Regions from separate parts of the Homo sapiens genome. Here all the other regions are linked to region 2. The links are chromatin contacts, found by Hi-C or POLR2A ChIA-PET in ENCODE. All regions are on one chromosome and are shown on one strand. The core of a region is the stretch at or near the end of the contact, and the rest is flanking DNA. Distances in the headings are between cores, read along the strand shown.

Region 1 (4,271 bases), core at 1,231-3,730, 290 kb before region 2:
ACACCTTCATGACATTTTGGGGTTCTAGAGAGAAAAAAAAAACGTCCTGAAGGTTGAGGGTGACACAGAGAGAGCAGAAAGGAGAGAAGATCCCATTAAAAAAAAAATCAGAAGGCAATGCTGGAAGGGAAGAAGTTAGTGCAGCAAAACCTTCAAATTCTAAAGTACAGCCTAGAATTCCACATCCAGTCAAATAATAAAGTAGAGGCAGAATCCAGATATCCAAAAATATCAGGTGTCTGCTTCCAGGAAGATAGAATAGATGGACTATCTATCTATCCATCCCTATCCATCCTGCTAAAAGTAACTAAAATTTGGGACATTGTGTGCAAAGCAAACATAAGCCTCTGAAAGGTGAAGAGAAAGAGGCAGATGGGCCAGGGACCCCAGGACCCAACGGATGACCTAGCGGTAAGTCCCAGGAATCTCTTTTTGATTCATATTCCAGAGTCAGAGCTAAAGAAGTGAGCCACCCAGAAATACCAACAGGCACAGGCAAGAAAGGCCCCCCAAAAGCCTGCTCTCTCTGGCCAAAGAACTAAGACTTGGCAAGACATAAAACCTTCAGGCACACTGCCAGTGAGAATGTAAATTGTATAACCTCTTTGGAGAACAGCGTGGAGATATGGCAAAGAACTAAAAATAGAATTACCCTTTGGAGTGGCAACGCCACTACTGTGTATCTACCCAGAGGAAAAGAAATCATTATATAAAAATGATACCTGCACTCATATGTTATCACGGCACTATTCGCAATAACAGTAATATGGAATCAGTTTAAGTGTTCATCAGCAGATGATTGGATAAAGACAATGTGATACATATACACAATGGAATACTACTCAGTCAAAAAAAATGAAGTCATGTCTTTTGAAGTAACATGGATGGAACTGGAGGCCGTTATCTTAAGTGAAATAACGCAGAAACAGAAAATCAAACACCACGTTTTCATTTATAAGTGGGAGCTAAATAGTGTATAAACTAGGACAAATTGTGAAATGATGGACATTGGAGACTCGGGAGGGTAGGGAATAGGAGACAGGTGGGTGATGAAAAATTACTTAATGGGTAGAGTACACATTATTTGGGTGATGGGTGCCCTAAAAGCCCAGACTTCACAACTATACAATATATTGATGTAACAAAATTATACTTATATCTCTTAAGTTTATACAAATTTAAAAAAGAAAGCCTGTTAGCAACATCTGCTTTACTCCATCTAAACACCACAGAAAATCGGCAGCCCCATCTCCACTCACCAAGGCCAGATGGGGAGCCTAGACTACCAGGCTAATGAGGAGTCCAGCCCCCACAATGAATGGGTCACCGTCAGAGAAGACTGAGTAGGGAGCCAAGACTTCCATCCCTGCCAGCCTGTGAAAGTCCCTCACTCCCATGTTACCAGGAAGACCGTGGAGGGAGCCTGGACTTTTTGTGGATGCTCATCAAGTTGGAAGAGTTTTCTTCTATTCCTATTTTTCTGAGAGTTTCATCATAATGGGTGTTGAATTTTGTCAAATGCTTCCCTTCCCCCTTGATATGACCATGTGATTTTTATTTAGTCCGTTAACATGGTGGATTATATTCATTTTTACATATTAAAGCAGCCTTGAACTCCTGGGGAAAAAAAATCTCACTTGATCATGGTATATAGTTATGTATTGCTGAATTCTATTTACTAATATTTTGTATGGATTATTGCATCCGTATTTTTTAGGGATAGTGGTCTTTGGGGTTTTTTAGTACTATCTGGTTTTGGTATCATAGTAATTCTATAATCACAAAATTAACTGGCATAGCATCCTTTCTGCCTTATTCTTTTGGTCAAGTCATCAGAGCCAGGATCAAGGGGAGAGCACATAGAGTGCAAAGAACTTTGGGGCCACATTTAAAGCCACCATAAAATTCAGTTAGGCATTCTGAATTATGACTCAAAAGGCATTATTTCAGGAACAATTTAATGGGGAATAATACTGTGCTTTCAGAACATCACAGGCTAAACTTTTGGGTGGGGGCAGAAGGAAGGGAACCATCTGCCTTTGTGGCTTGTCTGCATTGTTTCTATGGGAAATGTGTTCTGAATTCCTAAAACAATGTGCAAACAAGCTTTTTTAACTCAACCCTTTGTTTGCTGTATGATATTTCTTAATTCTGAAATGTAAAAAGCCAGTGGGGTAAGTCGTACAAGGTGACTGGCAGGACCTGCTGGAGCTGAAAAGGAATTGGGTAAGAAAATAGTGGCGATGGTTGCACAGCTTATTACAAGTGCCTGAAATTTGTTGGCCTGAAAGCCAAGGCTGATCTGTTACTGGATGATTGCCATTCTTAGACAAGTGATGGCAGATCCAAGGGTGTTGCTTCCTCTCATGTCCTCAGCGCTAGTGTCCTTGGGGACAGCAAGTGTTTTCCTGGCAAGCCACACTTTTCAGTTCTTTCATAGCTTTAGTCAACAGAAAAGCAGCCCTATGCTTTCCCACAAGCTAGTTGAGAGTTGTGGAACTCCACATTCCTGGATGTGCACAAATTCCTTGTGGTACCTCTTGCTTAGACTGGCGCCAGCCACTCTTGTTACAAGTTTACTTTACACTTAAACCCCTTCTCACAACATTTCCTGCCAGGTGGGGTGGTGAACCTAGCGGGGACTGTGATCTCTACAGTTTTAGGACCTCCTTTAAAGAATAGTCTGTCCATTAAAAGAACCGTCTAGATTTCTACTATGTGTCCCAAGTTTCTTAGTTTGCTTGTGTTGTCTCAATTTCCCCATTTGTAGAACTTCTTCTTCATGGACTTCCATCATAGAAGCTAACACCACAGGCAAGTTCCCTTCCCCACTGAGGGTGGGCTCACCCATGCTGGGGACTCCCTGCTCATCTGACCATTGATAGTTTGCCTCCTCTCATTGACTTCCGATTGTCTCTTAATTTGTTAAATATTTCCTTTGTTTCCTCTTGTTCCCCCAGAGGCTCAGTCGACTTTGTTCCTCTGCCTACCACCACCTCTGGGTTCTGGAACAGAATATCCAAGACCAAATTCTGTCATAGATGGCAGTACATGTGACAAGGCCATCCTCATGTCAGCATGTCAGGTGAGGGCAGGTTTGGGCACTCTGGCCTATGGGAAAACCCAGACGAAACCAATATGGATAGGGTATTGGTACAAGTAGCTCCCCACCCACCTGCTCACTCTCCTCCCAGTTCCTGTAGTCCTTGAATAGGTTCTGCACTCTAAAGCTTTGATATACATTTAATTGGTAACCGACAGCTGACTGAATTGTGAGGTGCTTAAAGAGGAGACAGGTTGTGCTACAGATAGACTGCAGTCAGTCACAAGATGTGTCTGGAATATGGGTTTTTTTGTGCCACGGACCTCTTTGGCAGTCTGCTGGAGCCTGTGAAACCTTTCTCAGAAGAAAGCTGATAAGTGCTGAAAATCAAATACGTGTGATTTAAAGAAAAAGCACTAAACTATGTAAGTATAGTCATGTCTATGTGGTTTTAGCTATTAACAGGTCCTAGCAGCAAGTGTGATAACTTCTATAATTTCCAAGTAGTGGGGAACATAAATGCTATTTGAAGATATATTTACATGTTTGAAATGAGATGAAAATATCTTCAATTTCTGCTGGAAATAAAGTCATAAGTCCTGATAATAAAACTCTAGCTTGTTGCCTCCATTCATGGTAGAAGGAGATGCCAAATTTCAGTTACAGGCTAGTGGAAATAAAGATGTAATTTCTTCTTAACCAAATTTCTGTCCTCAGACCTCAAGGTGGAGATCCCATCCCTGTTCCTAACAGAATTCTCCCCAAGATGAGAAGGACATTTTGTTAGGGAAATGGATCTTTGGCTCTGCAAAGGAGTCATCCTGGCTGCTCAGGAGTATGGGGGAGCTGTTGATCATATTAAATTGAGAAGGTTTTCTTACTGCCCCAGGAAGCCTGAATTCAAGTTCCTGGTGACTTGAGACAGAGGAAGGAGAGGCAAGCTAGATGCTTTGTGAGAGGGATTTGGACAAAGGCTTAGGGTAAGCGTAGGTGAGTATGTATGTGCGAGGTGGGGATGGCCTGTGCCCAGGGGAAACAGTGGTGCCTGCTCAGATTTAAGCTCTTTCCATTTTACCTATCATCCTCTGCTCTTCCAAAGTTCCATGCAAGGGTCCTTTGTTAGGTGCCAAGAAATGATGAAGAAGGGACAGTGTCAGTGCTTGAAGGAAATGAGAGATGGATAAGCCAACAGGCAAGCAAGGGAAGACCTAACACCTCCACTCCCCCA
Region 2 (4,239 bases), core at 1,519-4,018:
TAGCATCCTTCTCTCGGGTTCTGTGGACCACCCCCAAATATGACCTCTGAGGAGCAGACCTTGGCTCAAGGAATGCTTTGAGTTCCCCAAGAAATAGAAGTTTTAAAAAATATTATGTTAAATATTTTGTTTTAAAAAAAACAACATAGAAGCTGCCCCTTGTCCTCAGAGATGGCACGAACTTTAGTTCTATACATGAGAACTACAACTTGGGGAGGTGGAAGTGCTTCCTGGGTCCAGGAACCAAGAAATAGGGCACAAGCAGAATTGAGCTAGTTGGGTTAGTACCCCAGGCAAGAACAGGGTTATGAGGATATCTGGGTAAAATATGGGACATCTGACCCCCAGAACACGCTGGACAACACAACCAACACTGAGGCTGACTTTACTAAGCTGGGAGCTGCTGACTGATCTTCTCGTGGCCTGGGATGGGTGCTCCCAGTGCCTGGGGAAGAGCCAGTCCTGAGTATGGCAGCTCAGCAGGTGGATGAGGTAAGTGTGGGGACCAGTAGACCTTCCTTTCAGACAGAGAGGTAGATGGATAAACTCCAGGGAGGGGTGCCTGCCTGAATAAAAATATGAAACCTGGAATGGGTAAGAAATTAGCTTAGGTTCACACGGAATCAACCCAAATGCCCATCAATGATAGAATGGATTAAAAAATGTGGTGCATATACACCATGGAATATTATGCAGCCATAAAGAGGAAAGAGGTCATGTCCTTTGCAGGGATGTGGATGGAGCTAGAAGCCATCATCCTCAGCAAACTAACACAAGAACAGAAAACCACACACTGCATGTTCTCACCCATAAGTGGGAGCTGCCTCTCTACCCTGAATGCAAGAGACCCTCATAGTTAGACAATATCATTGCCCCTATTCAGCCTGAAGAAGTTACAGAAGATGGATCTTTGTCCCTCTGCAACCCTTAGGATTAAGGGCTCTCTTATAAAAGGGAATGTTAGAGGCATGTGAACCAGAGCAACTTCATCTTAAACAGGAGCTGGGTAATATGAAGCTGAAACCTACAGGGCTGCATTCCCAGACGGTTAAGGAATTCTAAGTCACAGGATTAGACAGGAGGTCGGCACAAAATACAGATCATAAAGACCTTGCTTATTAAAAAAAAAAAAGAAAAAAGAAAAAAAATTAGCCAGCCAAAACCCACCAAAACCAAGATGGCGACGAGAGTGACCTCTGGCCATCCTCACTGCTACACTCCAACCAGCGCCATGACAGTTTACATATGCCATGGCAATGTCAGGAAGTTACCCTATATGGTCTAAAAAGGGGAGGCATAAATAATCCACCCCTTGTTTAGCAGATAATCAAGAAATAACCATAAAAATAGGCAACCAGTAGCTCTAGGGGTTGCTCTGTTTACGGAGTAGCCATTCCTTTATTCCTTTACATTTTTTTTTTTTTTTTGAGTCTCACTCTGTCACCCAGGCTGGAGTGCAGTGGCATGATCTAGGCTCACTGCAACCTCGCCTCCTGGGGTCAAACAATGCTCTGCCTCAGCCTCCCGAGTAGCTGGAATTACAGGCGACTGCCACCACGCCCAGCTAATTTTTTTTTCTTTTCTTTTTTTTTTTTTTTTTTGTACTTTTAGTAGAGACGGGGTTTTGTTTCCATGTTAGCCAGGCTGCTCTTAAACTCCTGACCTCGTGATCCACCCCCCTCAGCCTCCCAAAGTGCTGGGGTTACAGGCGTAAGCCACTGTGCCTGGCCTAGTTTCTTAATAACCTTGCTTTCACTTTGCAAAAAAATAAATAATAATAATAAATGGGAGCTGAACAATGAGAACACATGAACACAGGGAGGGGAACAACACACACTGGGGCCTGTCGTGGGGCAGGGGTAGAGACAGCATCAGGATAACTAGCTAATGAATGCAGTGCTAAATACCTAGGTGATGGGTTGATAGGTGCAGTAAACAACCATGGCACGTTTACCTACGTAACAAACCTGCACATCCTGCACATGTATCCCGGAACTTATAATAAAATTTAAAAAAATAAAATAGCTTGGGTTCATCGGTGGTTTCTACAAGGAACCAGAGTCCCACTGTCTTTGCGTGGATCACTTACTAACCTTGATACTCAGAGCTAGGGCAACAGCATCTTTAGAAACAAAAAACAAGGAAAATGGCTCAAAATGTGATTCACTTTTTTTTCCCAGGCCCTCTTTCCTCTCCAAGTGCTTGCATTTTGCCTCCATCTTTTCTCTTCCCCATTGTTGGATATTTTCACCGTGCTCATCTCAGCACTGATGGAGAGAGGAAGGAAGAAGGGCTGTCTGGCCATGCCCAGCCATCCCCACCGGGAGAGGATGCCCAAGGAGGAAGCTTCCAGGCAAGCTTTCTGGGAGCTGGAGGAGTTAGAAGATGAGGTTCTTCATCTTCATATGTTCCCTGCAGGCTCAAGGTACTGCTCGCTGCTTGCAGGAGGGACAGGGAAGCCTGAACACCACGATAACCCCAATTGGGGTTATCCGGCAGCTGCCCCACACCCTGGACATGCCGACAAGGAAAAGAAACACCGGGAATGTGTCTCCCCTTAGTCCTGCCTCTGACCTAACCTGCTGTTGGTCAGAGTTAGAGGCTGTGCACATAACCAGCTTCTCCATCAGGCCTGAGCTGGGGGTCGCTTGAGACTTTATCCAGCTCATTGCTCGCGCCTTGGCGGAGCCGGCCATTGTTAGCTCTGCCAGGGCCTCCGGCTGAGGCCGAGCCGGTAGGGAGCTTGTGCCTGTGCGGCCGAATGAACCCTGAAACGGCACCCTCTGCTGCCCTCTACTGTCAAATCGGCTTAATTGCAGACGGCCTAAGCGGCTGCTTCAAAAGGGAACTAGAAGAGGGTCCTACATTCAGACACGATTTTGCTTCCACCTGCTTTTATGAATTTTGCATCATTTTATTGGCATAGATAACCTAAATGAAAACATTTTACTTAAGCAAACCTCAATGACATTCCCTAGGACCCAGGGTTTGCCTTTGACCTAGGGCACAAACGTCTTCCTTCTCAGTGTCTGGCAGAGGGTCTAGCAGCAGCAGGCCTGGCTGATGGTGCGCTGTGAAGCTTTCGCTGATGTGCTTAGTAAGTGCCGGGGCACACATTCTCATTTAAAGCGCCTGCAAATCTGTGCAATAGAAAAACACATCCAGTAGCCAGAAAACGTGTGAGCCCTGATCTGAACTTAGGTCTCCTTCGAGGGCTTCCAGTTTTTTTGTGCAGAGTCGCTGGACTCATCTGGAACGCTACTTGATTAAAGTTTGGGAATTTCTGATCCTCCCAGAAAGCAGATCAACCACCAACTAAGGCTTCAGGCTCTATGGACCACAGGCACCACCGCTTCCTCCTTAACAGCTGGTGGGTGGCTAGGCAGACCCACTCCACCACACTTATGTGGGACCACCAGCCTGGCATTTGGTTGCTTGGCCCAAATATCAGGGCTTGTTCCATCCACAAAGACACACTGCAGCCCTGCTACATGCCAGGCACTTCTCTGGGAGCAGGGATGGGACAGCAGTCAGAGACGCGAACTCTACCCCCTAGGGTGCTGGCAGCTTTTTCGCCAGCTCTTCAGATGCTTCCGTATGGTGGAACCACATAGCGCTCAGACAGCTTGGCCGTCAGGTGGTTTATCTATAGCCCTAAAGAGAAAAACACACCCATTGTCCACAGAGCTCACTACAGACAGTCCAGGAAGTGCTCCCTGGCATGCCTGCTTTCTGGGCAGTTTGCACAGTTGATCCCGTTCCCCTCAGGTGGAGAAGCTTCAGGGTCTAGGGGAATGAGGCAGAGCAACAGTGGAAGGTCAGGGGACAGTGAAGTGGGGTCACTCCCAGGTGCTGAGCTCTGGCAGCCACTGGCACCAGAAGGACAGACAGTAAAATAAGTGATATTTCCCAAGCATACAGAGAGTTATTAATTAGAGTTAGCTATTTACCAGCTAAGTGCTGAAAGGGTCCATGGTAATTAAAAGAGCTAATCAGATTTTCAAAGGGCACCAACACCATGTAAACATAAGGGGATTCTACGTGCTGTTCTCGGCATGTCATTTGAAGCTGTTGGGGTGAGGGGTTGTGGCTGTTGACTCTTCTAGTAGAGAAAGCACCACCCTGTTGGCTGCTCACCCCTAGAGAAGGATGGAGGGACCTAGAATTAATGCCAGGGCCTCCCAACAGGTGCTGCACACACATTTGCACTGTTGTTTGTAAGTATATACAGCTCTTCTG
Region 3 (4,750 bases), core at 1,673-4,172, 470 kb before region 2:
AGTGAAAGACAAGGCCACAGGTGCTCATTTTGGCCAGTGGGGTGGATAAAGGAATCATCTTTGTTTATCGGATATTTCGGGAATGTGTGTTCTTTTTCTCGCAGCTGATAGAGGCCTTTTCCCTGGACACATCCCAAATGGATATAACCGGCAGAAAACCCTTGGAGCAGCCAGTGTCCCAGGTCCCCCACGGCCGCCACACAGCCCTGAGCTCCATCTGGGAGAGGAGGAGGCTGGCCAGCTCTCAGCCCTGCGGGAGCGTGAATAACCCTGGCAAGGGACACACTTCTGGAAGGCGAAGTGCCCATTCGAGGCCCCCAGCCGCTTTGTTGCATGTCCGGCAGCTCACTGTGCAGTCCCAGCCAGCTGCAGCTCAGCACAGCCTGCGAGCCCAGCCTGCCTATGGCTGCACTGTGTCTCCAGGACGGACTTTGGAATCAACCGGTTTACGTTTCCTTTCCCTCCCTTCTTACTGTTCTGCCACCAGACAGCCCCAGAAAGCTGGAGGCAGAACCAAAAAAGTTATAAATACTGCAGAATCTACGGGTGGGTAGGTGGACCCTGCGGCCCTCAGAGGCCCAGAAACCTAACTGAGCTCCTGCTCCCACAGCCTGCCTGTCATCAGCTGCAACTGCTCTACCTACAGGTGCAACTGAACTAAAGCTAGAGAAAATTTTAGGATTCTCCAAGCCAGGGATCTCCAGCACTGTCACACATTAATGAATCACTTGCATTAAATGAAGATGCCCAGGCTGCACCCCGGGCCCGAGACACCAGAATCTTTGTGCTTGGGGTTTGCACATCAACATTTTGCAAAGCTTGCCGGGTGATTCTGGCATGTGGACAAGGCTGAGGCACATGGCTTTGCAGAGAAGAACTAAAATTGCCATCAAGGTGCAATTTTCAGGACATCCATTCATCCAGCGGTCCCACGCACATCACCTTTCATGTGCCTCTCTGGCCCACCATTCTGCCTCCATCCTTGTCCAGGGCCAGATGCTCTCCCCCAGGCTGCAGAAGGGGTTTCCTCTTTGGTTTTGTACTCTGCTCTGCTGGCCCTCTGTGACCGTCCCATCTCATCCTCACATCTGTCTTCCCAAAGGTAGATGGCAATATCTGACCATGTGGCCACTATGTGTTGAATGAATAAATAGATTTTTGTACCTGCTCTGGTGGGAAGATGCTCCCGAGATGCTCCCACCCTGACCACCCCTGCAGGTCCTCCAGTTTCCAGATATCTCATTTTGAACCCGTCCTGATGCCCACAGGGCTCTGTTTAGCAGTCGTAGCTTTAGCTCCCAGGGGTCTCTTTATGTTCCCTCCCTGGGGCTGCTGGCCTGGGATTGTAGGAAGTGTCACTGTTGCCTCCTTCACAGCTGTCAACCACGGGGTCAGCAGGGGCTGTAACCCTTTTCCAAGGAGGATACTGCCCTCACCACAGTTCCAAAGGTGAAAGCCCAACATGTTCATCCAGATGCTGTTTGTAGCTCACAGGCCTGGGCTGCAGATGAAGCAAGCTCCACTTGGCAAGTGCAGCCACTGAGTGCTGGCCTGTGCAGGCTGCTTGCTATCTGTGTGCACCGTCCCTCTCTGTCCCCGGTGTAGGAGGACACCTGCCCAAGGCTGGCTGGGCCTGCCTCCTGCTCTCCTCAGACAGCTCCTTCCTCATTGGGAGAGATGAGGAGAGAGGAGGTTGGCCAGTCAGGTCTTGGGGAGAGACCCTGCAGAGTGCTTCAGATCCCTGCGGCCCAGTTCCAGGATGTGCGGGACCTGGCCAGCAGAAGGCACGGGACTTACATCTTGGAGTCAGAATGGGACCTTGCTGCTAGAATCTTCCCTTTTTGGGGTATAGGGAGCCAAAGGGAAGGAGGGGCCTGGTGGGAGCCCCTCCAACCCAGGGAAGCAGAAGCTGGGGTGTCCCTAACGGAATTTTATAGCATTGGCTTCCTCCAGGAGAGGGCGTGCCCCCAAGCAGGACCCTCTGAACTGGGTGCCCAGACCAACCCTCTGCTGTGCTTCTACCATCAGTCCTGGCGCAGCCCCAGGCCCCTCTGTCCAGTGCCAACCAGGGTCCATCTGGATGACACATCTATCCATGCATCCTGGAAGCCAGGAGCGCTCTTAGGCCTCGAGAGGAGCCCTCTCTACGGAGCACATGTCTGCAGCGAGCGTAGGGGTGGGGGAGCAGCTGCCCCGGCGTTCTCATTTCCGTGTTGACGCAGTCACTGAGTACCTTACAACACACTGGGCACAGTGCCAGGTACTCAGTGAACCCAAGTGTTAAGGCCCAGCCCTCATGCAGTGTGCTGTCTGGTGGGGAGACAGATATTTAATACGTCATTGCATGACTTACTCTAAATTATATCACAAATGTAATGAGCACAATGAGAAAAAAGGTGCTATGAGGGAGAATACCTGGGGGTCCCTCCTCCTCTGGGGGATTGGGGGCTGCTCCAAGGAGAACCTGCTCCTTTGAATGTGAGATGCCAGGGCTTGGCCTTCCCTGGCTTCAACCACACTCATCCCAAAGTTAACACCTCTGTGTGCCAACTATCCCTGTGGCTAGAGGCGTCTGGCCTCTCTTCTCCCTGGTGGGAAATTGTGTCCATCTCCCAGGGCCTAAGTTGAGACCCTTTTCTGCTGTGGAGCTGCCTTTGCTGTTCCATTCCACACAGCTGCAGCCATTTCAACTCCAGGAGGCTACTTTGAACCCAATTTTTACATTTCCCCTGCTATTTTCTAGTAATGTCATATATGTTACTCTGCTTTCTGCAAATGCGAGGTGAACTGAGGAAGGGGTTCCCCGTTGGAGGGTGTCAGTGCCTCCGGGTTTATCCAGTCACTCAACTCATGTATTGGGTTCCTGCTATGCACCAGCCCAACAGTGTGTCCAGGACTACAGCGGTGAGCCTGTGTGGGAGGAAATGGGGAAGCAGCCAGGAAGGCTGGGGAGCCATCGTCTCAGCCCGGGGCCACAGCCGCTGCACCCCACCCCCAACAGCTAGGAAGGCTGGGGAGCCATCGTTTCAGCCCGGGGCCACAGCCGCTGCGCCCCTCCACAGTGGAGGATCTGCTCCAGGGCCCTGCACTCGCACAGCAGTTTCCTGTGCTCGCATGCTAGTGTGGCTCAAGAACTTTCAGATTGCACACTCATACTTTACTCAGCTCTGTCAGGATCCCTGGGTCTGCACAGAATGTCAGTCCTGACTTGTGAAAAGCAGGCTAGGGGGATGGAGCCTCAGCATGCCTAAGCCAGGCCTCCTGGGGGAGCTGGGGCTGGCTCCTGCGGCCTCCTGGGCTCACCTTGCTGCCTTGTCTTGCCTCAGCCTCTCCCTCTGCCCACACCTCGAGGTGCCAGCCGAGGTTCCTAGAGGCAGGAGTGGCCCAGAGGCGATCCGAAACCCCACGGACGCTTACTTGGTGGCACAGCCTCCTCTGAGAGTTTCCACAAGCAAGGACCCTGGTGTGTTCCACCACCGACCCTGAGGCCTGTGAGGAAACCCAGGGCTGGACTCCAGGCTGCTCAGTGTGGGAGAGTCTCAGAGAACTCCAGAGGGTGACACTCACACCCGACAAGGAGACATTGCCCTGTGTATGTGTTGGGGGCTGGGGGGGAGTTGGGCTGTCAGCGGAGATGCCCTTGGGTGGCACCCGTCCATATGGGCTTTTCTTTTCAGAAGTCTGCAGAGCTGGGTCTGGAAGCTAGGGCAGCAACATGATTTAGCAACACAGAAAATAATATTTCTGCCAAGAGCCATACCACCCTGAACATGCCCCATCTCAGCAGATCTCAGAAGCTCAGCAGGGTCTGGCCTGGTTAGTACCTTGATGGGAGACTGAGACTATCAGGTGCTATAGGCTTAAAAAAAAATTCCAGTTTCTCCCTGCTCTAAACCCCTGCTCTTCATTTCCTGACCATTGCCTAAGGACCCATTCAGAGGACTGGAAACCTCTGAATGAGTCTCAGCCTCTCCCTTGCTTGCTCCTAAGGAGAGCTGGGTGTTAGCCAGCCAAGTCTGGGGTGCAGAAACTGTTGAGAGGACGAAGACAGGCAGGGTGGGCGGAGACAGGAAGGGAAGGAGATTCCTGCTTCTTGGATCAGCTTCTGAGCCCTCTTTTGTTTTGAAGAATTCAGGTAATGGGTAAATAGGGAGAAAACTTTACAGTCCATGTAAAATGCTGATAGAGCACAGACAGAAGATGAAAATAGGAAAGACTCAAAAGCTGGAAGTGATGTGAATGTTTGCCATTTCAAGTGAAAGGCTACCGAGTTTTGGAAGAATAAGAAAATAAATAAAACATAATTTTAAGAAGTGTTGCTCTGGTTTTTAAATTGAATCCCTTTTAGCATTCTTCCAGACACCTGAGTGAAAACTGAAACTAACCATAGATGCCTTTTGTTTTAGCCTGGTGCTGCTTTGACAGTGACTCTGTGTATAGCCTGGACCACATGAAGCCCAATTTATATTTCGGTTACACACACACAGGTGCACGCACACACACTATAGAAATACATCTCAGAAATGTACTCTTAAGGGGACAACTGAAATGATTCATTGCACCATGGAAATGTATTCGTTCATCTGTTAAGCAGCCGTGTCTATCTCACTGATGGATTAAGGTCCAGTTTCATTCTGTATGCTGACTCCTTCATTCCCTCCTCCTTGGCAAAGCATTTTACTTCAGCTAGCTTCAAAGGGTGTCACACCCAGGGTAAAGAAATAAGTCTCCTCTCTGCTTTAAATTTCAC

Evidence for each region. A loop is a pair of places that touch in the nucleus more often than their neighbours do. ChIA-PET counts read pairs that join two places held with the same protein, here RNA polymerase II (POLR2A). Pooled maps may share reads with other maps.
Region 1: a map of HepG2 shows a loop between it and region 2 (28-fold over the local background). The contact joins two enhancer-like sites. A Hi-C loop is called at or near these places in 18 of 168 maps with a recorded cell type or tissue (Calu3, GM12878, HCT116 and 12 more), 32 of 37 single-sample maps with no recorded cell type and 24 of 50 pooled maps. POLR2A ChIA-PET finds 5 or more read pairs at or near these places in 3 of 52 experiments (BJ, HEK293T and MCF 10A).
Region 3: a loop to region 2 is called in a pooled map, with 3 times the contacts of the local background. The contact joins two enhancer-like sites. A Hi-C loop is called at or near these places in 1 of 168 maps with a recorded cell type or tissue (gastrocnemius medialis) and 2 of 50 pooled maps. POLR2A ChIA-PET finds 5 or more read pairs at or near these places in 1 of 52 experiments (MCF 10A).

The regions. Positions count from the first base shown.
Region 1 is chr20:22,975,345-22,979,615 of GRCh38, reverse strand. No RefSeq gene overlaps it. Among named protein-coding and RNA genes, the nearest start is that of SSTR4, 58 kb to the left of the region's middle. Within about 2 kb of position 2,480, at least 5 of the 41 ENCODE cell types and tissues checked have a DNase peak (open chromatin) inside an H3K27ac peak, as active enhancers do.
Region 2 is chr20:22,690,365-22,694,603 of GRCh38, reverse strand. It overlaps LOC124904963 (a long non-coding RNA gene), which reads right to left. Exons shown (of 2, transcript XR_007067729.1): 2 at 2,894-3,140. Among named protein-coding and RNA genes, the nearest start is that of LINC01747, 7.1 kb to the right of the region's middle. RefSeq lists a silencer at 2,700-2,799. Within about 2 kb of position 2,768, at least 2 of the 41 ENCODE cell types and tissues checked have a DNase peak (open chromatin) inside an H3K27ac peak, as active enhancers do.
Region 3 is chr20:23,159,968-23,164,717 of GRCh38, reverse strand. The region is part of intron 2 of LINC03125 (long intergenic non-protein coding RNA 3125); the gene reads right to left. It also overlaps the pseudogene RNA5SP478. Among named protein-coding and RNA genes, the nearest start is that of LINC03125, 14 kb to the right of the region's middle. RefSeq lists an enhancer at 2,817-2,866 and a silencer at 4,392-4,491. Within about 2 kb of position 2,922, at least 14 of the 41 ENCODE cell types and tissues checked have a DNase peak (open chromatin) inside an H3K27ac peak, as active enhancers do.